2 separate regions of the Mus musculus genome follow, and region 1 is linked to region 2. The links are chromatin loops, found by intact Hi-C in ENCODE. Cell type or tissue: heart. All regions are shown on one strand. Each heading gives the region's core, and the rest is flanking DNA. Links, peaks and the distances in the headings are about the cores only. Region 1 holds the start of Renbp (renin binding protein). Region 2 holds the start of Slc6a8 (solute carrier family 6 (neurotransmitter transporter, creatine), member 8).

Region 1 (12,695 bases), core at 1-5,000, 260 kb after region 2:
ATTATACCCCAAACTCAATGATGAGGTTTTTTTTTTTTTCCTAACAGGCATAGCACATGCCTTCACCTGGGTTCTGATGTCTTCCAAGGCAACCAGGAAGCTCTTTTCCATCCTCTGATACATTCTCCAGTACAACTTGTCCATCCCTCTGCCAGGAAAAGGACAAGAGACAAATGTTTCCAGTTCAGGTCACCCAATCAGAAAGATCTAACTTTGGAGCCGGGCGGGGTGGCGCACGCCTTTGATCCCAGCACTCGGGAGGCAGAGGCAGGTGGATTTCTGAGTTTGAGGCCAGCCTGGCCTACAGAGTGAGTTCCAGGACAGCCAGGGCTACACAGAGAAACCCTGTCTCAAAAAAACCAAAAAAAAAAAAAAAAAAAAAAAAAAAGAAGAAGAAGAAAGATCTAACTTCGAAAATCCCTTCCTCTGCCCTTGGTACCAGCCATATACCTACTCAATAGGTCTAAAGGGGCATTTTTGGTTGTATGTTTTGACATAGTCTTGGTAGCCCAGGCTGGTCTCAAACTATACAAGCAAGGCTGACCTTGAACTCTAAATTCTCCTGTTTCCACCTCCAGAGTTCTGGAATTACAGATATGTGTACCACGCCCTGCTCCAGAACATTTTTGGAATGGCTGATTGTCTCCCATGAACCCAGTAGGTTCTGATCCTTCTTGCTTAGGTCTGGGTCTCTCAAGTGAAGAGGGTAAAACCCTGAATGAGGAGACAGGCAAGACTGAGTTTGATGCCACAGAGGCATCAAAGGGAAGAACATAGATCAAGACCTCCTTTCCATAGCTCAGAATGTGTCTGTTGCTCTGGCCTCTTCTGTCTTAGGACACACCCATTTCCGCCCTCAGCAAGCTGGGCTCCACCTTCCTGAGGACCCTGGGTTGTGCCTACCTGGACATGCTGAAGAATCCTGTGGACACACCAGTCCCCTAGTTCTGCATACATGTTGGTCAGCTCCTCATCTTCTTCTCCAAGCTGCTCCACCAGGCTGAGCAGCATCATGGGCACTGCCATGGGCTCTGTGGCCAGTGCCCCTGAGAGCTGAGGCCGGCCCAACCCAGCCGGGTCCTCCCGTACCCAGTGGATGATCTGATCCATCATCTCTATGGCTTCACTCTGTGAGGAGACCAGAGAGGCTGCCCTGTCCCAGCACATACTTCTTCCCCCAAGGACTCAGGGCTCAGCTTCTTCTCCCAATACTATTTTCGGGGACTCTGGGATTCAGGTCACTCTCAGGCAGAAGGGCCCAGTGAAGAAAGCGAAAACCTTTTCTACCTGGACACAGGGCACTGTTTGCCCAGGGTCCCTTTAGGGTTAGGGTTAGAGAGCGCTGAGGAAACATGTGGTCACAAAATGGTAGGAAACGAGTAAATGGGTCTTGTGGCAGGTTCCCAGGCCTGTCATTAGAGTACACTCATGTCCAACAGCCTGTGATCCCCTACAGGCTCCTACATACCTGATAACGCACTTCCCCCGTTACTTTCCACAGTTCATTCATGGCCATGGTGTAGAAGCACTCGCTGAAAATGGTCCGCTGCACCTTCACTGGCCGGCCATCCCGAGTCAGCACAAAAGCACATTTCTTGCCAGGTGGTGCCACCCGGGCATAACGCAGCAAAAATTCACCACCTGGTGGTTGGAAAGTATGCATGGTAGGTAAGGACTCTGAATATACTGCCTCTTGGAACCTGCCAGTCCCTTTCCTCTTCTAGAGCCCTTTAGATACATTGAATACATAACCCACTGAAGCCCCTGGGGAGATAGGGCTAGGAGAGGGGACCTGCTCTTGCTGCATCCAGAAGCTCAACACGGCGGAAGCGCTCAAAACTGCGGTATAAGCGACAATACATCCATACCTGTGAGGGAACACAGTTTAGAGAGGAGTAGCTGGGGTGGAGGGAATCCTAAGTATCCCTGGGTATACCCTATTGTTGTGTGAACACCTTAAGTGTGCAAACTGACCTGCCTCCCCTGCAGCCAAACATATTTGAGGTGATCATATACCTTCCCATCACGGCCAAGACATGTGAAGAAGCCCCTGTGAGACAAGTGTTGTCAGAAAGTGAAGGAAAGAGCCGTTCTCCATAGCTTCACTACTCTCCTCAGGTCAGTAGATCTGTGTGTCACCTCCAAGTGAGATAGGGGGAGGGGGGCCCTAGGAGGATCATGGCAGGATAGCTAACCCGTGTTCCTGGTCATGGGAATGCTCCATCCAGAAAGCGATCACACGATCAAGCTCTTGTTCCACACGCTTCTTCCAGACCTGCAGTGTCTCCCGTTCCTTCTCCATGTCCTGTGAAGTGAATCAGGGCAGAGCAGGGAAGCACAGCTCTTCCTTCACAGGGACTTCCTGAACCAACTCGAGTAGGCCCCAGAGCTACTTGATTCCACCCCACCACCACAGGGCCTCGAGCCAAGGATACAGTACTCCCACCTCTTCAATGGGCTTCTGACCCCACCATTAGTTGGAACCATCCACTACCACATACCTGTAACATTAGGAGTCCTAGGTCCATCATCTGCTTTCCTCCAGGAATTCAGACTTGGTCGCGATCCCGTGACTATCACTCAGCTGACCGAGCAGTGTCCCACCCACCTGATCCTCTTCAGAGTTCCGAAGGGCCCCGAGTTGGGGGCGGGACGAAGGGCGGGGTTTCAAACCCCGCCTTCTGCTCTTCTAGGCCTGGACTGAGCAGTCAAGCTCTAGATCCCCCTGGTGGGAACTGGGTGAGGAAGTCTGGCCTTATGAGGAGGGAGTAGGTAGGAGACTGAATCTGGGCCTGGCAGCTGAGGCTGGTGATCTCAACAGATTGTGAAGTTAGGGTGCCCCTGGAATGACTGAATCCTGAGACCCTGTGACCCCATATTGTCGGCAAGCCCTTTCCTTTAGCTTCAGCTGTCTGAGTCCAGTAATTTACAACCATTAGCCCTGGTTGCCAGTTGCTGGATACTTCACCCCCAAGGATGATTCTGGAAAAACAGGTGATAACCATGCAGAGTAGAGTGGGCATCCTCCAGCTCTCTGGCCCTTCCTCCTAGGTACACAGTATAGGTTGGCTCTGTGACAGGCTGGTTAATCTGTTCCCCATTCTTGCTACCCACTGGGCACCCTCATTGCTCAGCAGAATTCTGTGGAGTGAGAATTTCAACCAGAATGCCAGAGGTACTTGTTCTGATTTTCTTTTGTCTTTTTTTTAAAACATTTTTTAAGATTTATTTATTATTTATTATATGTAAGTACACTGTAGCTGTCTTCAGACACTCCAGAAGAGGGCGTCAGATCTCATTACGGATGGTTGTGAGCCACCATGTGGTTGCTGGGATTTGAACTTCGGACCTTCAGAAGAGCAGTCTGGTGCTCTTACCCACTGAGCCATCTCACCAGCCCTTCTTTTGTCTTTTTTTATTTGTTTGTTTGTTTTTTCGAGACAGGGTTTCTCTGTGTAGCCCTGGCTGTCCTGGAACTCACTCTGGGGACCAGGCTGGCCTCGAACTCAGAAATCTGCCTGCCTCTGCCTCCCAAGTGCTGGGATTAAAGGCGTGAGCCACCACTGCCTGCATTTTCTTTTGTCATTTTATTTTATGTTTCAGTGTTTTGTTGTTGTTGTTGGTGGTGGTGGTTTATTTTTTGTTTGCTTTTGCTTTTGCCTCTATGTATGTCTGTGCACCACATGCATGCAGTATCCTTAGAGGCCAAAAGAGGGTATTGGATCCTCTGGACCTGGACTTACAGCTGGTTGTGAGTCTCCACGTGGGTTCTGGAAATGGAACCTGGGGCCTCTGGAAGAACAGACAGTGCACTTAACTGCTGAGTCATCACTCCAGTTCCTTGAACATGTTCTTAATGATGGACTGCAACCCAGGAGTGTAAAGTAACTAGACTTCCTGACTCATCAATGCTGCTTTGGGAGTTGGTCAGTAAAAAGAATTCAGTTTCTAGATATGGTTATGTTCTTGTGCTACCTGCCCCTTCCCAGCTGTGTGTTGACTCATTTCGCAATGACTGCTACTTTCCAGGTTATGGCTACTGGGTGGCTCTGCAGGTTGTAGAATGGCTCTTTCATCCTGAAACACTTCATCTTTATGGTGTTTAGGAATAAGCCTGATCTCAGTGTCTGTTAAGTATCTGCTGAAGCTGCTCTGTTCATCTTTACCCTTAGCCTAGGTCATGCCCAGGGACCTTGGCTCTGTATCCAGGAAAGCTTGCATGCTGTTATTTAAGCTGTATTTATCCATCTTCATTGTCTCCCAGCTTCTCTTACACACATATCATCCCTTTCAAGCTCAGCCAAGTTAAGAGCATTGGTATGATAGAATGGGTGGTTCCCTGGCCCTGAGTCTCATGGGAATAGGGTGATGCAAAGCTATGATGCCTTTCTCCCCAGGAGCTCAGTTTGCTAGTTTGTTTGCAATAGGGTCTCATGTATCACAGGATACCTTGAACTCTATTAACCAAGAATGGTTTTGAACTCCTGCTCCTTTGCGTTCACCTCTCAGGGCTGGGACTACAAGTGTGTTGCATCACATCCAGCTTCAAGCTGCACCAAAGCACTTCTGATATATTCCTTTAAAATATTTTTAATTATATTAATTATATGCATGTACGCATGTGTCTGTGTGGGTGGGTTGTCCATGGAGGCCAGAGGCATTGAATCCTCCTGGAGCTGCTCAATGAAGAAGCTTGAGGACTGAACTCTGGTCCTTTGCAAGAGCAGTATACTCTTTACTTGCCCATCCTTCTAGCCCTCTATATTGCCTGCCTTCCAGAGTGGGATGAGAAGGTGAGCACAGGGAAGAAGGGTAGCTCCATAGGTAACAGCTACAGGAGTAGGGTGGGAAAAAGAACCCTTGCATTTCTCCCAGGCTAAATGTCCACATGTCTTAGCAAATCTGCACAGGACAACTTACCTCTGCTGACCCATGTCCTCCTATCCCTGGACATTGTTCTCAAACCTCCTATCTGAAGGACAGTGTATTGCTCCTCTTCCTGGGCCTGTGGCAAGCTTTTAGTGAGAATTCTGGAATTTACTTTAAAACCACATGACTATTATAAGAATGTGCTTTTGTTTTAATCCCAGGTATAGGGATATGGGGCTGCTGTAGACTTGTTTGTAGCAGCTCACCATGATTTTGCCCCATGCTGCCACAGAGGCATGGCTCTGCCAGCTGCAGATAATTTCTGTGATTGTGGATGTTTGGAATTCTAGGAACTTTTCAGAAAATATACATATACATATATATATATATATATATATATATATATATATATAAATACAAGGACCCCCGAGAGGTAAGGTTGGTGAATGTTGGTCATTTATGGAGATTGGTTGCAGTTTGTTAGTAGCAGTGGTCAAAGAAGAAACAAAAAGAAATTACATTCAGGGATTTTCCTAATTCCTCTCATCTCTATCCTTGTTCCTCTCCTATTTAGTGTTAGGGGGATAAACTGGAGGATAAAGGGTGAGGAAAAAAGAGCCCACAATGTAGCAAAGACCAGCTACATAGGTTAGTGGAACTTTCCTTTGCTCTCTTTACTGACAGGATACCTTCAAAAAACAAACTGTAGTAAGTTTTGGTTTATTTAAAAATCCAGTTATGTTATATGAATGTTTGTGTTTTATCCCAGGTGTGGGATATAGGGCTATTTCATTTCATCCACAGCATCAACTATGATTGTCTTATGCTCTTGATGGGGGTGGGGGCGCATGATTTTTGCCAGCTGCAGATAGTTTAATTTTGGGGACTCTGGAGAGAGTATAAATTCAAGATCCCCTGTAAATGAAGAAAATACCTAATTAAAAAAAATTCAATATCCAAGAAGGCCTGCTGTGGCTACTGTTCCTCCTTCCTGCTGAGGGTCCTGCCCCCCATCCCTGCTGTTGGATTTGCTATTGCTGGATGGCTGTTGTGCTGGGCTGCTGAATATTCTGATGACAAAGACTGGACTTGCCCCATGAAACAGGATGACCCTAATGAGCAGGAAGTAGTCTATTTTGTTGGCTGAAAGAGGTTGCTTCCTTTCCCCTCTAACCTTTCTCTCCTACCTAGTGTTGGGTTGGAAAGAAAGTAGAGATATAGGAATTCAATCAAAATATATATGCCAACAAGTGGTGCCCAGATGTAGGGATTATGGGAAACGCAGTTTCTCATGCTGTAGAGGACACATCAGGGTATGAAGGGATTAATATACTGTTTCAGAATGTCAGCAAAAGGTTTACTACAGCGGCGGCGGCTGGGTTCTCTCCCACTTTGTTCCCACAGGGGGTTTTCTATTTCTTTGTCTTCTTCATGTTTTCCGTTTCAAAAAAGTTTGGGAGACTGGCTGAATAATAGGAAAAGTTGTGAATGGATATGGAGGGGTCTGAAAAACAACAACAAAAATGTATGAAATAGGAAAACCAGAAGGGTCACTCTAGTCTCTCATTTGAAAGAATTGCAGAGATGGCCGTGAAACTGGAGAGTACAGGTTGAAATGCTTGAGAAGTGGGTAGTTCTGGAAAAGATAAAAAACGGTTCAGACTACCAAACAAACAAACAAAAACCCAAAACAATAAAAAGCGGGGCGTGGTGGCGCACACCTTTAATTCCAGCACTTGGGAGGCAGAGGCAGGCGGATTTCTGAGTTCAAGGTCAGCCTGGTCTACAAAGTGAGTTCCAGAACAGCCAGGGCTACTCAGAGAAACCCTGTCTTGGGGGAAAAAAAAGGCTTTTGATCTTAAATTGTAGGTCGAGAGCAGGAGATAGGAAGAATAACCTTATCTCAGACAGATGGCCTTGATCTAGTCTAAGAACAGGGCAGGAGATAAGAAACACTGTCTCACCTGATTTTTAGATTGCTTTAATTGCTTTAATTATCAAAATGCATGTGGTTATAAAGTTTGATGGTTATGATATTAGAAATCCTCTGGGAGAGAGGTCAAGCTACTAAATTGAGTCAGTCTATATCTTTGATGATTTCAGGTTACTGGACCAAGGACATGGTATTTTGGGAGAGAGGTTCTGTATTTGTGTTAATAAGAAAGAAGGAAGGGCTTTGGACCCCTTCCAGAGTGATATGGATCAGATATGACAGGGGAAGACTCCCCTGAAGATCTTGACTATAGAAAAAAAATTTCAAGAAAATCAAACAAGACAGGTAACTTAAATTGCTGATTTCTCATGGGAACAGTCTTGTAACTGGCTTAGACATAAAAATTTCTCTAGCCAAAACCTCAGCTAAAATTAGGTAATAAATCTTGTTGGTTGAAGAATCCTTTTTTTTGGGGGGGGAGGCATTTCGAGACAGGGTTTCTCTGTATAGCCCTGACTGTCCTGAAACTCAGTCTGTAGACAGACCAGGCTGGCCTTGAACTCAGAAATCTGCCTGCCTTGGGAATAAAGGCGTGCGCCACCACTGCCTGGCAGTTTTGGAATCTTTAAGATTTATTGTGTCAGACTTCACATGACATGAATGAAGATTTATTACAATTGGTTATTAATCAAATTAACTCATAAAAGGATAGTTGTTTTTCACCTGCTTAAACAAGAAAAATTCATTCTTAACTGATCTGTGCACCTTATATAATCCCTACAAATATCTTAATAATATAAAATTTTTGTATATTACAAAATTTACAGCTTTGACAAGATCCATCTGCAGGGACACTCAAAGGACCTACTGTTCCAGCTACCTGCCTCCCAACACAGCTTCAGGAATAACTGCTGATTCCTGATGGACTTGGTTCATCCAGCCTTTCAGAGAGATCCAGTCTAAATCTCAGTCAAGTCCCGAGCCTCCTAAACATACAGATACTGGATAACAGATGCTAAAGCCAGCTTTTTAAAATCTAACCATCTTTTCTAATTTTCCTACCCCTCCCACCCCCTTGAAAGTTTTTCATCACCCCTATTCAACAAGAAGCCATAGAGAGTCGTCATCCCAATTCCTTGGCTTTGGATGTCTGGTTATGGTTATTTTATAAATTATAGATAGGTTGTCATTTTAAGGGATAATTTGGAAATGACCATAATTTTGAAGAAGGATGAAATATATGGGATAGATTATTAAATTTATTTATTTATTTATTTATTTTGTTTTTTGTTTTTTGTTTTTTGTTTTTTTTTTTTCGAGACAGGGTTTCTCTGTGTAGCCCTGGCTGTCCTGGAACTCAGTGTAGATCAGGCTGGCCTCGAACTCAGAAATCCGCCTGCCTCTGTTTCCCAAGTGCTGGGATTAAAGGAGTATGCCACCACTGCCCAGCTCCAGCTGAACTCTTAATGCCCCTTGCTAATACTAAGATTATATATATCATTATGGGTAATCAGTGAAGATTGGCAAAGAGCTTGTAGTAACTATTTGGGAGAAATTAATAACAAATATCCTAAAAGCAAGCATTCACAGTTTATAAAAAGAACAAATTGGATTCTCCCATGTATTCCAAAGGGGATGCCAATTCCTGAAGCACCTAATTTTATACTTATACAAAGACGTTGGGAATGACAGGCTATAAGTCAGACAAAATGAGCAAAGTGATCCAAAGCCCATATACTTAAGCTCAAAAATCAGAGTTGTATGCGATCTAAAAGTACTGATTCTCAATATGCAGAAAGAGTTGTTTTGCGTATAGAAACTGCTGACTTTATTCCTGATAATTCAGAATTAATGTTGTTATTTGTGCAACTGTAACAGGCAATCATAAATACAAACTATCTGTAGAAGTTTGTCCTAATTCTTCCTCCAACTCCATACTTCCAGAAATAAGACTCAGACTCAAAATCTATAACTACACTTTTCTCTGACTAAAATCATAACTTAAGCTCACCCATTTATTTTAACCCACATTCTGCTACATGGCTGGTTACCTGTACTCAGGTACCATGTATCCATCTTGTCATTCTTCCTGGGTGAATTTCCCGCACCTGCTTTAACTCACTATTTCTTTTTGCTTCTTCAATGTCCTACCTCCTATTTCCTGCCTGAACCATAGGCTATCAGATTTATTATTGACAGGTGCCACATCCATACAGACATAAGATATTCTCTCTACAACTATCCATTTCATATCACTCATATTTAGCCTCATATAGGTTTGCCAGGTCCATTGGCACAAGGAAACAAGGAAATTGACCAACTATTAATAGGAACTCTATTAAAAGCCTCAAATTTTCATGAAAAATATCATGTTAACAGTAAAGTCTTAAAGAAAATATTTTCAGCCAGGCATGGTAGCGCACGCCTTTGATCCCAGCACTTGGGAGGCAGAGGCAGACGGATTTCTGAGTTCGAGGCCTGGTCTACAAAGTGAGTTCCAGGACAGCCAGGGCTACACAGAGAAACCCTGTCTTGAAAAAGAAAGAAAGAAAGAAAGAAAGAAAGAAAGAAAGAAAGAAAGAAAGAAAGAGAGAGAGAGAGAGAGAGAGAGAGGGAGGGAGGGAGGGAGGGAGGGAGGGAGGGAGGGAGGGAGGGAGAGAGAGAGAGAGAGAGAGAGAAAGAAAGAAAGAAAGAAAGAAAGAAAGAAAGAAAGAAAGAAAGAAAGAAAGAAAGAAAGAAAGAGGGGGCTGGTGAGATGGCTCAGTGGGTAAGAGCACCCGACTGCTCTTCCGAAGGTCCAGAGTTCAAATCCCAGCAACCACATGGTGGCTCACAACCATCTGTAACGAGATCTGACGCCCTCTTCTGGTGTGTCTGAAGACAGCTACAGTGTACTTACATGTAATAAATAAATCTTTAAAAAAAAAAAAAAAAAAAAATGAAAGAAAGAAAGAAATGAAATCTGGCAGGTGGATGTGTTTCATTTTGCAGAATTTGGAAAACTAATGTATGTACACCATAGCATTGATACATATTTGGGGTTACAATGGGCAACTGCTTTGAGTTTCTAAAAAGCTGATTCTGTAATTGTAACTGCAGGGGCTGTTGTGATAGAATTTCAGCTCATGTCAGGACAGACCACACCAGGCCAATGCAGTTCCATGTGAGAGATTTATTGTGGGGGGTGAGGGGGGTTAGGTAGGGGTGGGGGGTAGGGAAGGGGACAAAAGGAGCAATGGAGTCGAAGGTAGAAGAGGAAGAACAGAGAGAGCAAAGGTCAAGAGGGTCTGCCTTTTATTTAGGATGTGCTGTAACTGCTCACAGGTAAAGATGGGAGGTAAATCAAATGGACGCTAGGAATGCATGGTGATTACCATGACAATAGATGCGTGGGTCCCTGTTGCCTATGGGTGATGTTTGCTGGATTCAGAGGCAACCTGTAACTGTAAAGCTGATTCCTGATAGCAACAGGGACCTTTCTATGTTCACAGAGGTTTCAATTTATTTATGAATGCCTTTGGACTTGCTCCCAACTAACTTGGAACTCAGTTATCCCATTTATACTATTCTGTCTGCTACATGGCTGGTAGTTACTTCTCAGTTTCATATGTCTGAATTTCTCCAAGTCTGGGTCATGAATCGAAGTGGAAACTTAAGAGTTCTTTGGAAAGATGGTTGGATGGGGTCTTGCTGGTACAAACACGTGAAGGAGTGTTTTCTTGAAGTGGACACAGGTGAAAGGCTAAGGCAGACTCATGAAGGAACATTTAGCTGAAGCAGACACAGGAGAAAGGATATTCTGCTAAAGCAAGCATGTGGAAGGACATGTGATGGATTCTTTGCTAGCAACACTCATGTATTGGCCCACCTTACATTATGTAGTTGAACTCCATTTGTCAGGATATCATAGAGAGAGGGTATGACTAGGACTCACCAGACAGTGAAGGAGGCTGAGCTAGGCTTGCTTATAGAGCTAACTGTATAATGTTTGTGGGTCTCAAGTCTTCCCTGATCTTTGCTTACCTAAGAGAGGCCCAGCTGAGAATTTCTCCTGGTGTCCCTCCAGGTCCCTCCTGCTAACTCAAGCCTAGGTTGAGGCTTGGCTGTCTCTGCTAAGTTAGTGCCACCATTGCCAATTTGTGTTTGCTATCCTGACTCTACCCAACTGGACTGCTGGTGTATCTGTGAAGTATTTGCGAGTGGATCAAGCTGCCACCGCTAACCTGTGAACTGATTTCCAGATAACACAGACAGGAGTTGAGCCAAAGAACCTTTCTAAACAGGCCCACTTCCCCCATATCCTTTCTTTTTCACTACCTCTGGTGGGGTTACAGGTGAGATTAAAGCATATATAAACTATTATTAAAAATAAGTTTTGAAAAAATTAAAGTTATAGCAAATCCTCCTGTGCCTTTCCCAGAGTGCTATCTCTACTGGAACTCTTACTCCTTCTACTTCCTGCCTTTGCTAATAGGTTTTTTATTTTATCCAATCAAGGATGACTTAGGCATGCAAGGAAGGGCAGTTTTCTCTATGTTTTAATAGGGAATGAAAAATATATGGTTACCATCAAAAGTTATAAAGATTGTATCTTGGGAAGACCTCCTGCTAGCTGAGACATGAATGTCTGTATAGCCAATGAATCTTTTTGGCTAACTGGTCCTCATGACATATTACATGCCATCCTTTAACATATTATGGATGGAGATTTATATTACAGTTTGATAGCAGTTCAAATGGACTTATAAAATTGATAGATGCCTTTCACCTGCTCAAACATTAAGCAGAAAAATCACTAGCTAGTTTATGCGCACCATGCATTCCATACATGTTAATGCAGAAATGTACCTATAATATTGCCTTTAAAAGTTTGTGTGTGGGCCGGGCGTGGTAGCGCACGCCTTTAATCCCAGCACTTGGGGGGCAGAGGCAGACGGATTTCTGAGTTCGAGGCCAGCCTGGTCTACAGAGTGAGTTCCAGGACAGCCAGGGTTATACAGAGAAACCCTGTCTTGAAAAACCATTAAAAAAAAAGTTTGTGTGTTTTCAAAGCAAACAGATCATACACCAATGAAAACAGAGTAAGTAGCCTGGGTGATCCAGCCTCACCGGCTCCTCAAAAATTTGCATCCAGATCAACATCAAAACAGCTAGCTCAGATGGCTCAGCTTCACGGACTTCTTTCAGCTAGGACATTAAGCCTTGCTTTTTCCTATTACTGAGACTGGACAGTCTTAAGACTAGATAGTTATAGTCTTAAAGTTTTCCTTATTAAAGATTAAAAACAAAAGCTTAAGTTATTTAGGATCTAAGATGTTTTTAGGTTGATAATTCAAGTTATAATAGGAAGTGATTTAGGTTCAGAACTTTGGACTCACCAGGACAAGATAGCGGAGTACTTTTTCCAAGGTTGCCAAATACATATAGACTGAACATTGTAAATATAATTATTTGATAGTCCTCATAATTGTTCTTATTGTATTTAGCTTATTAGAGACAAGGCTTTATTTTGGACTAAAAGGGGAGAAATGTTGTGAGAGTTTTGGTTTAAAAACCCAATTATAGAATTTGTGTTTTAACCCCATGTGTGGTATATGGGCTGCTTCAGTTTGTCTCCAGCCATTAACTATGATTGCCTTGCCTTCTAGAGGAGTGTGATTTTTGTCAGCTGCAGACAGCTTAATTCTGGGGACTCTGGAGAGGCCCGAGAGGGCCTGTTACTCCCACTGCTGTTGTGTTTGCTATTTCTGGATTGCTGGACTGCTGCATATTCTGACAAAGATTGGACTTGCCCCAAGAAACACAATGACCCCAATTAACAGGAAGTAGTCTATTTTCTTGGCCAAAAGAGGTCTATACCCCATTTCCTCTCTAACCTCCTTTCTCTCCTACT
Region 2 (16,034 bases), core at 6,073-11,072:
AGCCAAACCTCTGAAGAGACAATTCACCAAAGAAATGCAACAAGCAAATACACATTTAAAAAAAGTGTTTACCACCATATCTCACTACCAAATTTCATGATGTTCTTAGATACCTCTTAAAATGGCCAAAAACCCAGAACACTGATAACAGGTAATGTTGGCAGGGACAGTGAGACAGTCATCCGATGCCAATGGGAATGAAAACTGTAACAGCCACTTTGGACGTTTCTTTCTTTCTTTCTTTCTTTCTTTCTTTCTTTCTTCCTTCCTTCCTTCCTTCCTTCCTTCCTTCCTTCCTTTCTTTCTTCCTTCCTTCCTATCTTTCCTTTTTATTTTATTTTCTTCTTCTTCTTTTTTTAATCAATTTCATCTTGTTTGGTGCCACTCCACCTGGCTTGGCAATTTTGTTGTTTTTTTCAAGACAGGGTTTCTCTATGTAGCCCTGGTTACCCTGGAACTTGTGATATAGAACAGGCTGGCCTTGGACTCAAGCGACCCTTCTACCTTTGCCTTCAGAGTGATGGGATTAAAGGCATGTGCCACCACTGCCTGGAAGAGGCTTGACAATTTCTTTTTTTTTTAATTAGGTATTTTCTTCATTTACATTTCCAATGCTATCCCAAAAGTCCCCCAGACCCCCTCTCACTCCCCTACCTACCCACTTCCACTTCTTGGCCCTGGCTTTCCCATGTACTGAGGCATATAAAGTTTGCAAGACCAAGGGGTCTCTCTTCCCAATGATGGCCGACTGGGCCATATTCTCATACATATGCAGCCAGAGACATGAGCTTGACAATTTCTAATGAAGCTAAACTTGCTTTTACCATATGACCCAGTGATAATAGTCCTTGGTGTTTATGACACATATGTGAAATCTTATGTCCACATAAAACCCAGCAGCTTTATTCATAATTAGTGAAGACTGGAAGAAAGCAGGATAGGCCTTAGTAGCTCAAAGGAAAACTTGTCAGTGAGGAAGAAGGAAAGAACAATACAACGACACAGAGGAACTAATAAGTCTTCAAAATGTTTTGCTGAGCCAGGCATGGTATCACACAGAATGAGGAAATAGAGGCAAGAAGACTGTAGTTCAAGGTAATCCTCAGGTACACAGCAAGTTTGATGTCAGCCTAGAATACCTTGCCCCCACCCACAAATAGGCAAATAACATACTGATAGGTGAAATAAACAAACTACATACAATAGGCTCCATTTGTAGAACATGTCAGAAAGGGCAAAAACTATTGAGACAAGAAACAAATCAGAAGTCATCAGGGAGTGAGAAAGAACAGTGTTTTACTAGGGAAAGCAAAGGGGATTTTGAAAGCAGCAAAACCATTCTGTCTGGTGATGTCATGGTAGAGGGTTGACATTCAGCAGAAATGTCTTGACAGTGGAAGATGGAACTGCAGTGTATACAAGCCCTGATGATCTTCTAGGAGGTAGAGGGGTCACAGTATAAAGTGCAGATTGTAACAAAAAGAGCTTAACTGTGCCACACATGTATATACATATCTGAAGCAGAGGAAAGGATTGATTTATGTCACTGTACACAAGAACAGATGCATAAGACTAAGTGCAGGCCGGGCGTGGTGGTGTGCGCCTTTAATCCCAGCACTCGGGAGGCAGAGGCAGGCAGATTTCTGAGTTCGAGGCCAGCCTGGTCTACAGAGTGAGTTCCAGGACAGCCAGGACTACACAGAGAAACCCTGTCTCAAAAAACAAAACCAAACCAAACCAAACCAAACAAACAAAAAGTCAGTGCATGTCTGTAATCTCAGTTCTGGGAAGGCAAAGACAGGAAGATCTGTGGGACTTGGTGACCATAAAGTAGGCACAAGTTCAGTGAGAAAATTTGCCTCAAAATAAATAAATAAATAAAATAAAGTGGAGGGCCAGCAAGATGGTTTGGCTGGTGCTTGATACCAAGTCCAATGGCCTGACTTTCATCCCCACATGGAAGAGAGAGAACCAATGGTTCTATCCCGTCCATATGTTTGACATGGCATACACAGACACACAATAAATAAATAAATAAATAAATAATGAATGAATGAATGAATGAATGTATTTAAGAACTGTAAATAAATAAGGTGGGATTGATTTTTGGCCTCTGTGCGCGTGCGTGCGTGCGTGCGTGCGCGCACACACACACACACACAAACTTGTAAGTACACATTAAAAAAACCCTAAAAGCAGATGGGTATGGTGGCACATGCTCATCTTTAATTCAGACACTCAGGAAACAGAAGCAAGCAGATCTTTTAAGAGTTTGAGACTAGCCTGATTTACATAGTCTTTAAAAATACTAAAGGCAGATGAGGTGCAGTGGGAGAGTATGAGTTAACACAATTCTAAACCACTGGGCAGTGGTGGCGTACACCTTTAATCACAGCACTTGGGAAGCAGAGGCAGGAGAATTTCTGAGTTCAAGGCTAGCCTGGTCTACAGAGTGAGTTCCAGGACAGCTAGGGCTATACAGAGAAACCCTGTCTCAAAGAAAACAAAACAAAACAAACAAACAAACAAACAAACAAAAAACAATTCTAAGACCACTAGATCTATATAATGCAGTTAGAGAAACAAAGAGACAAGGCTAGGTTGGTCCACATGGCAATGGATTAAAGTCAGAGACATCACTTTGAATTCCTGCTTAATGCAGACACTAATGCATGTCTATTTATATAGTGTACAGAGTAATGACTTTTGCAAGTCTCCTTGCTCTGTCTACTGAGAAGGCCCAGAAACACCACTCCATAGCAATGAGCATTTCCAATGAATGACTCCTTGGAGAAATGGCTCATTCAAAATCCACAACAGGAAATGCATAAGCTGGGCATACAGCCAGAAAGCAAGTACTCAAACAGGCATGTACATGCACACAAGTGCATGATACAGAAGTAGGTTGGGAAAAAAGATAAGTGGTATAGCACATGCCTAGCATGCATCAACCCATGGCTTTCCCCCTACAGAGCCAAGAAGCTTTTTTTAATGGCCCTATGTTGGCTCACAACTATCTGTAACTCCAGTTCCAGAGGATTAGATATCCTCTTCTGGCCTCAATCACACAAGAGGTGCACAGACATAGCACCCATACATATAAAAATAATAAAACTTAAAAGGGATCATGATAATTAACATTGGTTGTCAACTTGACATGATCTAGAACCACTGGGAAAAAAACAAGCCTCTGGGCATGCTTATGAGATATTATCTAGATTAGGTTAATTAATATTTCAAAGCATGAACATTCCATAGACTGGGATTCCAGACTGAAAAAGAGAAAAAAGAAAAACAGAGGAAGCATTCAAAGATTGAAGCTTGAGACCAACCTGGTCTACATGTCAAGTTCCAGATTCGCTAGGGCTGTATAGTTAAGACCCTGTTTCAAAATAACAAGTGAGAGCCAGATGTGGTGGCACACACCTTTTTTTTTTTTAAACATACAGGTTTTTTGGTTTTTTTTTTTTTTTTTTTGGTTTTTTGTTTGTTTGTTTGTTTTTGTTTTTCGAGACAGGGTTTCTCTTTATAGCTCTGGCTGTCCTGGAACTCACTTTGTAGACCAGGCTGGCCTTGAACTCAGAAATCCGCCTGCCTCTGCCTGGGTGCTGGGATTAAAGGTGTGCACCACCACGCCCGGCGGCACACACCTTTAATAACAGTGCTGGGGAGGCAAAGATAGGAAGATCTCTGTGACTTTGAGGCCAGCCTGGTTTATATAGTAAGTTCTAGGACAGCCAAAGCTACACAGGAAGGCCCTATATCAAAACAGAACCAACAACAATAGACTGTAATAAATCATTTATTAACTAATAAATAAATATCAGAGAATAAATAAAAGTGCTGTGAGGAAGAATGCGACATAATCACCAGAGCGGCTCCTGTCCGTAAAAGTTTGTGTTAACTGTCTATCAAATGCTATGGATTAAACACTTGGTCCTAGCCTATAATTCTCTGGACAGGGGTGGAACCCTTAGAAGGTAGGGTTTAGTGACAGGAAGTAAGGTCTCTGAGCTGTATCTTTGAAGACAATGTTGGGGACCTCTTCTTGTGGCTTTCTGGCCAAAATGGGATTGCCATGCTCCCTTGCCATGGTGTTCTGCCTCACTACATGGCAAGTGACTGACATTGCCCCACGGAGAAGGACATGATACTTTCCTTGTAAAGAGTGCAGTGTGGAAAGAGAAGGGGTCCTTTTAATGACACATCTCCATGAGTTAGCCATTGTCAACACTGGCCAATGGTGCTATGAGTACTGATACCCCAAAGGACGGATGAGCATGCTCCTACAAACACCTAAGGCCTAGCTAGTATTCTACCTTCATCAGCTTTCCTCAGAAATGTCAGAGTCATCAAACAAAGCACTCCTCGTAGTCACAGTGATCATGATAGACAAAGTCAATGTTGTATCCTGGATGGGATCTTGGGACAACAAAGAAACTTTAGAGAAATGCTGCAGAAAGCTAAATAAACTGAACTATACTTGATAGCGGACCTCTATTGACTCACTAATTGGACTAAGTGTACCATAAGCGTTTTTGTGATATTTTGACTTCTTCCTTTCCAATTTGTATCCCTTTGTTCTCTTTTTGTTGTCTAATTACTCTGGTTAGGAATTCAAGTACTATATTGAATAGGTAGGGAGAAAGTGGGCAGCCTTGTCTAGTCCCTGATTTTAGTGGGATTGCTTCAAGTTTCTCTCCATTTAGTTTGATGTTGGCTACTGGTTTGCTGTATACTGCTTTTACTATGTTTAGGTATGGGCCTTGAATTCCTGATCTTTCTAAGACTTTTAACGTGAAGGGATGTTGAATTTTGTCAAATGCTTTTTTAGCATCTAATGAGATGATCATGTGTTTTTTTTTCTTTTGAGTTTGTTTACATAGTGGATTGTGTTGATGGATTTCTGTACATTAAACCATCCCTGCATCTCTGGGATGCTATTGTGGATGTCTGGAAATGCTTGCTGATGGAAGCCTGATATGGCTGTCCTGAGAAACTCTGCTATGCTTGACATACAGAGGCAGAAGCTCACAACCAACCATTGGACTGAGCTCAGGGGTCCCCGATGGAGGAGTTGGAGATGGGACTAAAGGAGCTGAGGGGGTTGCAGCCCCATGGAGGGAGCAACAGTGTCAACAGGCCAGACCACCTACCCCAGAGCTCCTGGGGATTGGACCACCAAACATAGGGTACACATGGAGGGACCCATGGCACTGGCCACATATGTGGCAGAGGATGGCCTTGTTGGACATCAGTTGGGAGGAGAAACCCTTGGTCCTGAGGGTGTTCAATGTCCAGTGTAGGGGAATGCCAGGGCAGGAAGACAGGAGTGGGTGGGTGGATGGGGGAGCACCCTCATAGAGGCAGAGGGAGGGGGGATGGCTTAGGGGGTTTCCAAAGGGGAGTCTTGGAAAGGGGAAAGCATTTGAAATGTAAATAAAGAAAATATCCAATAAAAAAAAATAAAGTGTTTTCGTGATATGGGAGAAGGGATATTGGAATGCTTACTACTATCTCAGCCATTTTTCTGCAAATCTAAAAAGGGCTTAATCTGAATATAATACCTGCATCTGGAATCCTAGCATTCTAGAGATGAAGACAGTAATATCAAAAGAACAAAGTCACCCTTGGCTATATACTGGGTTTAAGATAGCCTGGACTAAGATCTTGTCTCAAAACACTGGAAATTTTTTTCTCTAAGCCTGAATGTGGTGACTCTCACCTGTAATCTCAGTACTCAGGAAGTTCTATCTAAGTTCAAGGCCAGCCACTATCCCACCATGTACTCCCCCCAAAAGGGAAACTAAGTCTTCAATAATAAAATGCAGTCTAATATAAAAAGTTTATATGAAAACATAAAACATTAATCCTTTCAGATTGTCTGTGTGGGTGTAGTCTGTGCTGGGAAGAGGACTTCTGCCTTTCAGCTGTCCCCAGGCTTCTGCTACTGCACCCCAGCTCCATGAATCTTGACTCCACCCTATTTGTTCCCCTTACCTGCTGGCTCAGGAGTTGAAAGTACAAAGCCCTGCCCAGCTTTCCCTTTGTTCCCAGCTCATTCTAATTCTAAAGCTTATTATGCTGAACCCCCAGAAGAGGAGGTGTTCCAGCCATGCCTTTAGTTGCCTAGCTTCTAACAGAATCATTGTAGAGGGTGATGACCTCCATCCAGCCTTTTCCTAATCCATGACTACCTCAGGTCTGGGCAGACACTGGGTCCAACCTTAGTCTTGCTTGCCATCCTCCATCACCTTTGGCAGCACTCTCCCAGCTTGCTGCCTTCACCCCAGCCTGTTCTCAGCTTCCACCCCAACTCCTAGATGGATGTTCTCAGCACAGTTTAATGCCTTCATGAGTGCTAGTTGGGAAGAGCCAATAGCTATCAGCTGGGATCCTGGGGAGTCCCAGCATGCTCCTTCCTAGCAACTACACTTTCTCTGACACCCCAGCAGGAGCACGCCCTGGAGAGAGCCTGCCCGGCATCGGAAAGTCCAATGCCTTTGTTCCCCCTAGTGTTCCACATCTCCTAGGAACTGTCCCTAGACACACAAACTGTCCCCATCAGTGCACACACTTCCACAGTTATCTGGGTTGGAGCACACACCATAGGCACAGAGGCTGTTTGACTTTGTTTTTTAGCTTCTTGGGAAATGGCTCATGGGTAGCTATTAGGGCAGTTGTTTACAGTACTTCCTTCTTTAGCCTCCTGACCATCAACTGAAAGTCAGTAAAGAAATAGAATCAACATGAATGCAGGATGTCGATGGGCAAGTGCAATGTCTTAGTTAGGATTTTACTGCTGTGAACAGATACCATCACCAAGGCAACTCTTATAAGGACAACATTTAATTGGGACTGGCTTACAGGTTCAGAGGTTCAATCCATTATCATCAAGGCAGAAGCAAGGCAGCATCCAGGCAGACATGGTGCAGGAGAAGCTGAGAGTTCTACATCTTCATCTGAAGGTTGTTAGTGGAAGACTGACTTCCAGGATGAGGCTCTTAAAGCCCATGCCCACAGTGACACACCTACTCCTATAAGGCCACACCTTGTAATAGTGCCACTCTCTTGACAGAGCATATACAAACCATAACATGCGACCTAAGCCTGGGGCTAGTCATTAGAGTATGGAGAGGTTCAGGCCCTAAGAAGATGAGGTAGGTAAGAAAACTGCTGCAGGAAAGACTGGCTGCAGGGAATCTAGGGTAACCCACAGACTGGGGAGGAGGGGGGGGAGAGCTGGAAGGTGGTATCATTACCAGACAAGAGGTAAGTGGGATCCCATGGAATCAGGTCTTGAGACCTGTCAAACTTATGCCCCTGAGATGTAAAGGCCCAGGAATCCTCAAGGTCACATTGGTTATCCTTAATGACCTTTGATTTCTGTTTCCCAGTTGCCTCCACCCTGGCTACCTTCTGAGCCCAGAAAAGCAGTGGCAGTCCCAGGTGCCTAAGTGTGGGTGACTGATACCTTAAAGTACCTCTTCGTGCCTACGTGGAGATGATACTACTTCCTTATGTTCCTGTACCTGGGGTTGGCGCAGGCCTCTTCACCCAGATGCTCATCACAGGCCCAGGATGGAGGGATGCCCTCACTCTTACACTCAGTCTTGACTTCTTGAACTCCAAACCTCCCCACACACAGCAGTGACCATCTCCTCAAAGTGCCATCAGCTCACCCACATGTTTCTCAGCCTACTACGTCCTTTGTTTCCCAGTCCAGCTCCCTGGACAAGCAGGATCTTTTTTTTTTTTTTTTTTTGCTTTTTTGCTTTTTCAAGACAGGGTTTCTCTGTGTAGCCTTGGCTGTCCTGGAACTCACTCTGTAGACCAGGCTGGCCTCAAACTCAGAAATCTGCCTGCCTCTGCCTCCCGAGTGCTGGGCTTAAATGCGTGCGCCACCACTCCTGGCACTGACAAGCAGGATCTTAAATTCCCAATAGAACCCATATCCAGTTCCCACTTCTACAGCCTGATTTTCCTGCTATTGACTGGACTCTGCCCAACCTCATCCAGATAACTGTTGTAGCAGCTCCTTTTCCTTTGCAGATCTTTATACTGCAATGGAGTCCTTTGTGCTCATTCCTTGGGATCCTCTTTTTTCTTCTCTTAAATGACCCCTCTCCTTGTTCCTTGGATGGCTCCAGATCTTCCAGGATATATGTGCTATGAGTAACTATGAGTAACTCTTCTATGGCCTTTGTTTCTCCAGGAGGACTTTGGTTCCATGCTGGAACAAACATGGCTCAAGTTAGGGTTTTGTGATGAGCAAGCAAATACACACACACACACACACACACACATACACACACACACACACACACACGAGAGAGAGAGAGAGAGAGAGAGAGAGAGAGAGAGAGAGAGAGAGAGATCTTCCTGATAGCCTGGGTGGAGATGCTGCCCCTCCTTCCCTCACCTATCAGGCTCAATCTGGCTCTGGCTGGAACTGCTTTTCTTTCTAAAGCTGCCGGATGGCTGCGGGCTTAGCTTGATGGGATGAGCCATCTGGGGACTTTGGTGTCTGATCAGATCAAGGAATTTGGGATTGAAATGGGCACGCCTCACCTTTCTAGTCCACCCCAGGCTAGTGTTGGCCTTGGAAAATTCCCAAGAAGCTGCTCTGCTGATGAAGAGGCCTAGAAGTCCCTGAGCAGGCAGGTTACTGAGCTTAGAGGGAGGGTCTGTACATCTACCAGGCACCAGGGGGCAGCCTCACCCTATTCTTACCCCAGTATCTATAGATCACAAGCCCTACCCACCCCCACATCAGGCAAAAGGTGGACAAAAGGTGAGTTATCATGGAGTCCCCTTCTGTACCTTGGTGACAAATTGTAACTCTGATCTTCGACCAAGCAAGCTACCCTTTGCCCACTCTGGAGACAAACAGAAATTGATCACACACAAAGCTGATACCATGATCCTCAGCCTCCAGGCTGTATCTTTGAGGAGGCCTAAATGTCTTGAGACAGCTCAGTACTTCTGGCAAAGTTCCACAGAACTCTTGGAGGACGATTCCCCCCCCCCCCCCACACACACACACACACTCCAGGCCAGCGCAGGGACAGTCCTTCAGAAGGCAATCGCACAGGGCACTTACTTTGGTGCAGGGACCAAGAAACTTTGCACCTGGATATCCAACTCTCCCTAGGTCCTAATTGGGAAGTGAAGAGGAAACATTAGGCAGGCAGGACAACCTTGGTGAAGGATGGTCCACCGGGAAACGAGATTCCAGGCTAGAAAGAGTGGAGAGAAGGGAGAAGGACTAAGGATGTCTGGAGGTCAACTAGAGACTCCGTTTTCCTGGTGGTTCAGAAAAACCTGAGGGGACTTTGACCCGACCTGAGCCAGGTGATCCTGGAACGAATGGAGGTTCGGCCCACGAAAAGAAAGTGCTGGCCAGCGCCCCAGGTAGCAGCCATCCTGCTCCCAACTGGAGCAGCGTCTCCTCTAGAGGAGGAGGTAGGCGGAGTGACAGGGAGGGCGGGATGGAGGGGGAGGGGGGGAGCGGTCGGGTCGTGGGGGTGGGGCGACAGTGACATCACCGGGAGTTGGTTCTTAAGCAGCAGCGGGTCGCGTCGGGAAAGAGAGGGACAGTTGGAGTGCCAAGGCGAGTCTTTGAGTCCGCCGCGGCCCGGAGAGCGGCTGTAGCCGCCGCCGCCGGGAAGGAGGGGGCTAGTCGTACCCGGGACCACCGGAGCCGCCAGCGCCAGGAGAGCCGCAAGCGAACAGGACAGCCACTTGGGGCTGGGCCGGGGCCGCGGGCCTCAGGCCCCTTGCTCCGGCCGCCGCTTGCAGACAGTGGGCTTCCGATGCCACCCGCGACGCGCTAGGGTGAGCCTCCGGCAGGGCGAGCAGTCCTCGCTGCAGCCGCCACCGCCGCCCGAGCCGCGGGCAGGAGTCTCGGGAGCCGCCGCCGCCCGGCCAGGCTCCACCGCCGCCCGCGCGCTCCCGGGCCCCCGACACACATGAGATTCTTCAGGCTCACTTTCAAGTGCTTCGTGGACTGCTTCTGACTGCGCCGCCCCCGCCGTCCCGCACCCCTCCCGCCCACCCGTCGCCCCGTCCCCCGGCCCGGCCGCCCCCGAGGCCCCCGGGCGGGCCCGCGCTTTCGGGGCCCTCTCTCCAGGTGCCACCGGAGCCCCCTCGCCCGCCCGCCACCCTCGAGGCGCCGCGACCCCCGGCCCGGCCTCACGGCCCCGCTGGGGCCATGGCGAAAAAGAGCGCTGAAAACGGTATCTATAGCGTGTCTGGTGACGAGAAGAAGGGTCCTCTCATCGTGTCCGGGCCCGACGGTGCCCCAGCCAAGGGCGATGGCCCTGCGGGCCTGGGGGCGCCTGGCGGCCGCCTTGCAGTGCCACCGCGAGAGACTTGGACACGCCAGATGGACTTCATCATGTCGTGCGTGGGCTTCGCCGTGGGCCTCGGTAACGTGTGGCGCTTCCCCTACCTGTGCTACAAGAACGGCGGAGGTGAGTGCCTTGCCCCTGAGCATCCTGGCTTTTCATCAGGGACCAATTCCAACCCCAGCCTGCCACAGGCCCACCAGAGCAGTGGGGCAAAGTCCAGAGGGTAGGGAGGCCCGCCCAAAGCGGGTGGAGGCCATGGTGCCCCCTCACCAACCAAGCGTTCTGTGACCCAGCACAGCGGCCTCCACCCCCCTCACCGGTCATGTGCCTGGCAGTGTGGAAGAGAGGCAATCAAGGGTAGCTTCCAGATGAACTGAGGGGCTGCCTCTCAGACTTCCAGTCCAAACTGGGAGTGATTGGCCACTGAGGTGGGAAGGGAAGCCCTGCCCCCCAATGGAGGGGGCTCTAGGAGGTGAGGAGCCCTAGTTGCCCTCATGGGTCAGGCACACAAGTGACACATTGTGTGGACCCCCCCACGTGTACACATAGGAATACGTACACACACACAATGGGCCACTCTGTCCCTCCCCCACACTCTCCTCTACCCTCCCTCTTCTCCCTTTTCTCCTCTCCCCTCCCCTCTGGCCCAGGCTTGGAACACTGGGTGCTTGAGCCAGGCTTGGGATGTCTGCGGCCTGGCCCGCCTGGCGCCGCCACTAGACAGGCTTCATGCACATCCCATGCTCAGTTGCCTAAGCCCAGCTTAGCAACAGTAGTGGGTGCTTGTCTGTCCTGGGACTACAAAGCAGCACTGGATTTCTGGAGAACTGAAGCAGCTGGGTGATGGGTGAGAAACTGAGTCCCAGAGTGGAGGCCTCTGTCCAAGGTCACACACAGAAGGATGCTGGGAGCAGGAGCCCAGTAAACTGCAATTAACTCTGTCACTGAGTAGCAGAGAAAGCTGATCCTGTGCAGATAGGGTCCTAGAGAGCAGTAAAGAGGAATAGGTCAGAGCTGCAGCTGCTCAGCTCTCCCCTCTTCCTACCACTCCACATAATTGCTGGAATACTGCCTCAGCCCCTTTCCTTGATTTGTCTCTCTTTGTCCTACACCAATACCCCCATAAGCAGAGAATTGCCACCTACCCAGCTTCCTCCTGGGACTCTCATGATTACAAAGTACAGGGTAGTTGGGCTCACTGCCGTTTGACAAGCCCCCAAGCCTGAGCACCCAGCCTGGCACATATGAACAAACCTTGGCCATTCTTTCCTGTTCTGCTGCCTGCCAAAAAGAAGTGTGGCACAAGAGATGGCCTGTATGCATAAGTCTGTGTGTTTTCAATACCTGCTATGTCACCCTAGGTGTCTATAGGCTCAGAACTCAGTGAGCCAAGGGCTCCCCATGGTATAGGGAACACTGGCTAGACACTGCTGCTGTGCCTCCTCTCAACAGACCTAGAGCTCATCTGCTGGGATTGTTCACGTTGAGCCTCTGAGTCAGTGGCCACCCTTGTGCTGATTCACTCAGTGGGAAGTCACGGGACTGGGGTGCAAGCTGAAGCTGGGGCTCTGTCTGGGCCTTCTAGGACTTCTGGAGTCTGGGCTGGTGTGAGGCCTAGACAGCTTGGCTGATGGGTTTGGGTTAAGTCCCCTCCTGCTGCAGGAGGTGATTTGGAAGCATCCTGAGCCCACTCCACACTTCCTCCTCCAGGTGTGTTCCTTATTCCCTATGTCCTGATTGCCCTGGTTGGAGGAATCCCCATTTTCTTCCTGGAAATCTCATTGGGCCAGTTCATGAAGGCCGGCAGCATCAATGTCTGGAACATCTGTCCCCTATTCAAAGGTGAGCCGCCATGGGCCAACTCTCAATTCTCCATTTTTCAATTATTGGGATGAGGGCCAGGGAACACAGTATGGCTGTGACCCACTTGAAGAAGTCTTTTGATTTCTTCAATGAGCACTAGACTTGGGGGGTAGGTAATTACCCCCCCCCCCATGAGCTTAGGAGAGAGTCTGCAGGATACTAGATCACACAATTAATTTGAAGAGTCAGGAACTAGGGGACAGGCTTGCTTCGAAGGGAAAGAATGGAACAGAAACAGCGTAGGGACAGGACCTGTTGGACACACTTGACTCACCTCAGAGGTCCTACTACTGTCCTTGAAGAAGCTGGACACAAAGGGGTGAAGCAATTTGCCAAGGTTGTCCTCTGACGGGATGAGTATTTTCCACACTTCCTCGGGTTGCTAGAAAGCTCTCTCAGCTTATGTATAATAGAGGCTACTGGGTAACATGGGGTGGAGACTTGCCTTCTGTGACTGCATCGTGGTACTGGAACCTGGGAAGGAGCAAGCATTTGAAGCTAGACAATCAACAGGATGTAGTAACTATATAGGTAGGAAAGAGCTATCTTTAGCTCTGGGCTTGGTGGAGGAGCTAAAGCACAGAGATAGTGGAAGAACATGGCAAATCTTAGCCAGAGACAGACAGACAGGAAAGGTAGCCTAGAGTTGGGACACACAATAGGGCTTTAAAAGCTTGGAGAAGCCTCTGGCAGGATGAAAAGAGGGAGAAGATGGAGGGAGGGATGGAGGCATATAGGGAACTTGCTGTCAGGAACTCATCAGGGATCAATGCCAACTCTGGAAGGGGAGATAATGTGGGTGGTAGGAAAATGGCCACAGAGGAGCCCAGAAGGAGTAAAAGTACTCATTCATCTTCAGGTCTGGGCTATGCCTCCATGGTGATTGTCTTCTACTGCAACACTTACTACATCATGGTGCTGGCCTGGGGCTTCTATTACCTGGTCAAGTCCTTTACTACCACTTTGCCATGGGCTACATGTGGCCACACCTGGAACACTCCTGACTGTGTGGAGATCTTCCGCCATGAAGACTGTGCCAATGCCAGCCTGGCCAACCTCACATGTGACCAGCTTGCTGACCGCCGGTCCCCTGTCATCGAGTTCTGGGAGTGAGTCAGGTGCCTGTGGGCCAAGCCCATCCTCTCTCATCCCTTGGTCTTTCCATATGTGGTCAAGCCCTGGGTGCACATGGCCAAGGATGCAAAACAACCAACCACTCCTGGGTTTTGTCTGTCCCCATCCTCCAGGAGTGCCTAGGCTGGTCTTGGGGCTTGAATAGACATTGCTCCTATAGCAACATGACATTTGCTATTGTCTTCTCATGTTGACCTCATTACAGAGCTGAAACTGCATATTTGTAGAAGGTTGGGGTAAATATGATGACCCCAGGGTAGTCCTCCAGACACCTGATGGTAGGGCCTGGACCTAGGGCTGTGATAAGGGAGGACCTGCCAACTCCAAAGCAAATCCCAGTCACTGTGCCCTTTGCTGACATGACCCTCAGGTGCCTTCCTTTCTTCTCTACCCTAGGAACAAAGTATTGAGGCTCTCCACGGGGCTGGAGGTTCCAGGAGCCCTCAACTGGGAGGTGACCTTGTGCCTGCTGGCCTGCTGGGTGCTGGTCTACTTCTGTGTGTGGAAGGGGGTCAAGTCAACAGGAAAGGTACAAGTGGGGGCATTGTAGGGTGGGGGCAACATTACCTGGGAGGTGTACTTGTCTGCAAGGGACACAATGACAATAGGAGGTGACTAGACTGAGGCTCAAACCTACAGAGAGGACAGGTTCCTAAACTCACACCTTTTGCTCTCACTTGTTGGTGGGCATCTTCTTCAATCTTCACCTCCAGGAACAATAACCTTCAGCCACTGAGAGTGAAAGGTCCAGACAGTAACTACCCTTCCCTGTGTCTACTGCCCATCCTGGCCCTTTCCATTTCCTCCTCTTCTACTGCCTCGCCTTCTGTTTCTTCCTACTCTTTGCTAGATGCTTAAGTTAATTTTGTCACTCTGGGTGAACGTGACCTGTGGGGACTCTCAACTCTGTGATCCTCAGGCCCCCAAGGAAGACTCCTTCAGAGGTTTCCTCAGGTTATAGAGACAGATGAACCAACACATTAAAATTGCTAAACCAGGTGACACGGTCAGGTCCCTGGAGGATCAAACTCCAGTGCATCAAGGTTCCTTCACAGCAGGGTCCTTAAATGCTGAGTGTTTCCCTCCCTCCCTCCTTCCCTCCCTCCTTCCTTCCCTCCCTCCCTTCCTCCTTCCCTCTTTCTTTAGCAATAACACCAAGCTGCAAACCCAACTCTGTCTTTCTCTTGCCCAGCTAGAGTCCCTAACTGCTAAGGAGCCCAGCAGCCTACCAAGAATGATCTGGAGTTTGGGACCACAGGGCTCTGAGGGATATGTGCTTATTATAATTCATTGTAACATTGCCATGGGTTTTCTGTGTCCATACTCCCCATATCTTCCAACCCCCATATAGGCATGCCCCATAGGAACAAACTTTCCTTCATTAGATGTTAGATACACCTAGGGACCCTCACCTTGGAATGCTATGGCCCTGTTTCTTCCCTCCTTTTATAGCTAACTAGAGCCTGCTATGAGGCTGCATGGGGTCCAGCCTGGCTCCTAGCTTCCCTGGGGGTAGTCCCTCACTCAGGAATAGAATCAGTGCTACTGGCTTTCCTAATCAAATTCTGAGCATGACTGCAATTTGGGGATATGACTGTTGCCCACGTTATGAGCTCACAGTAGCGCTGGGAACCAGCCACCAAGCTTAGGCAGGAGGCATCTTAAGGGGGATCAGGGATCCAGAGCCTCTCTGAGCACCCTGGCCCCCCAGATCGTGTACTTCACTGCTACATTCCCCTACGTGGTCCTCGTTGTGCTGCTGGTGCGAGGGGTGCTGCTGCCTGGAGCCCTGGATGGTATCATCTACTATCTCAAGCCTGACTGGTCAAAGCTAGGGTCCCCTCAGGTGAGGAAAGGTAGTTTGTGGCAACAGGGTTGGGAGATGCTGCCTGTTGTTGAACAGGGTCCCTTGTGACTCTTCTCTTGACCCATCCCTTCCAGGTATGGATAGATGCTGGGACCCAGATTTTCTTCTCTTATGCCATAGGCCTGGGGGCCCTCACAGCCCTAGGCAGCTACAATCGCTTCAACAACAACTGCTACAAGTAGGAACCCGCCCCTGCTCTGCTTGCCCTGTCTTGCCCTGCCCTGGAGCAGTGGAACTGCTTAAACCAGAATATTCTGTCCCTCCACCCTCAGGGATGCCATCATCCTGGCACTCATCAACAGCGGGACCAGCTTCTTTGCTGGCTTTGTGGTCTTCTCCATCCTGGGCTTCATGGCCACAGAGCAGGGTGTGCATATCTCCAAGGTGGCAGAATCAGGTGAGCTGCTTGACCTTGGCCAACCTCCAGAGCAGAACTACTCTGTTGTAGGGTGTGTGTGTGTGTGACACATGAGTTTAGCTAGCTCTCTGCAGCTGAGACAAACAATTCTCTGGAGCTGGGGACCCCCTGTCATCCACTCCCAGAACTGCAGCGTGTATCCTGTTTGTTGGGTGCTACAGATAGGAATAAAGGAGATGCTCCTTCAGCTCTGTTGTGTCACCCCAGGACAACCAGCAACTGTCATGGCTGCTGGAGCCCAGGGAGGGTAGTGAGTCAGGAATCCTGCTAATGCAGGGTGGGGCTGCCAAGGACCACAGCCTTTCAGAACTCTGATGTGAGATGCCTATAGGACCTCAGTGGGTTTAGCCATGCTAAGGCACAAACAGTCCTCAGATTTTTATTATTTTATTATCTGGGG

Evidence for each region. Peaks named below come from ENCODE experiments on the same cell type or tissue, not always from the same donor. Only the 100,000 strongest peaks of a DNase experiment are listed, where the experiment ranks them.
Region 1: a loop joins it to region 2, with 2.1 times the contacts of the local background. A loop is called at or near these places in 1 of 42 quality-filtered maps.

What each region holds. Positions count from the first base shown.
Region 1 is chrX:73,928,213-73,940,907 of GRCm38, forward strand. Renbp (renin binding protein) reads right to left here and starts at 2,638. Exons shown (of 11, transcript NM_023132.3): 1 at 2,502-2,638; 2 at 2,196-2,305; 3 at 1,975-2,050; 4 at 1,793-1,868; 5 at 1,469-1,641; 6 at 904-1,128; 7 at 67-148. The coding sequence starts at 2,531. In heart, for the core only: a CTCF peak has its summit at 2,726 (motif pointing left); a DNase peak (open chromatin) is centred at 2,659; H3K4me3 peaks cover 990 bases; H3K27ac peaks cover 692 bases.
Region 2 is chrX:73,663,576-73,679,609 of GRCm38, forward strand. Slc6a8 (solute carrier family 6 (neurotransmitter transporter, creatine), member 8) reads left to right here and starts at 9,558. Exons shown (of 13, transcript NM_001142809.1): 1 at 9,558-10,475; 2 at 12,063-12,194; 3 at 13,075-13,324; 4 at 13,746-13,878; 5 at 15,061-15,195; 6 at 15,291-15,394; 7 at 15,489-15,613. The coding sequence starts at 10,214. It overlaps Gm32261 (predicted gene, 32261), which reads right to left and starts at 10,727. Exons shown (of 3, transcript NR_166888.1): 1 at 10,454-10,727; 2 at 9,104-9,239; 3 at 6,832-8,233. In heart, for the core only: a CTCF peak has its summit at 8,702 (motif pointing right); DNase peaks (open chromatin) are centred at 8,696, 9,566, 10,786 and 10,876; H3K4me3 peaks cover 2,253 bases; H3K27ac peaks cover 1,903 bases; H3K27me3 peaks cover 1,714 bases.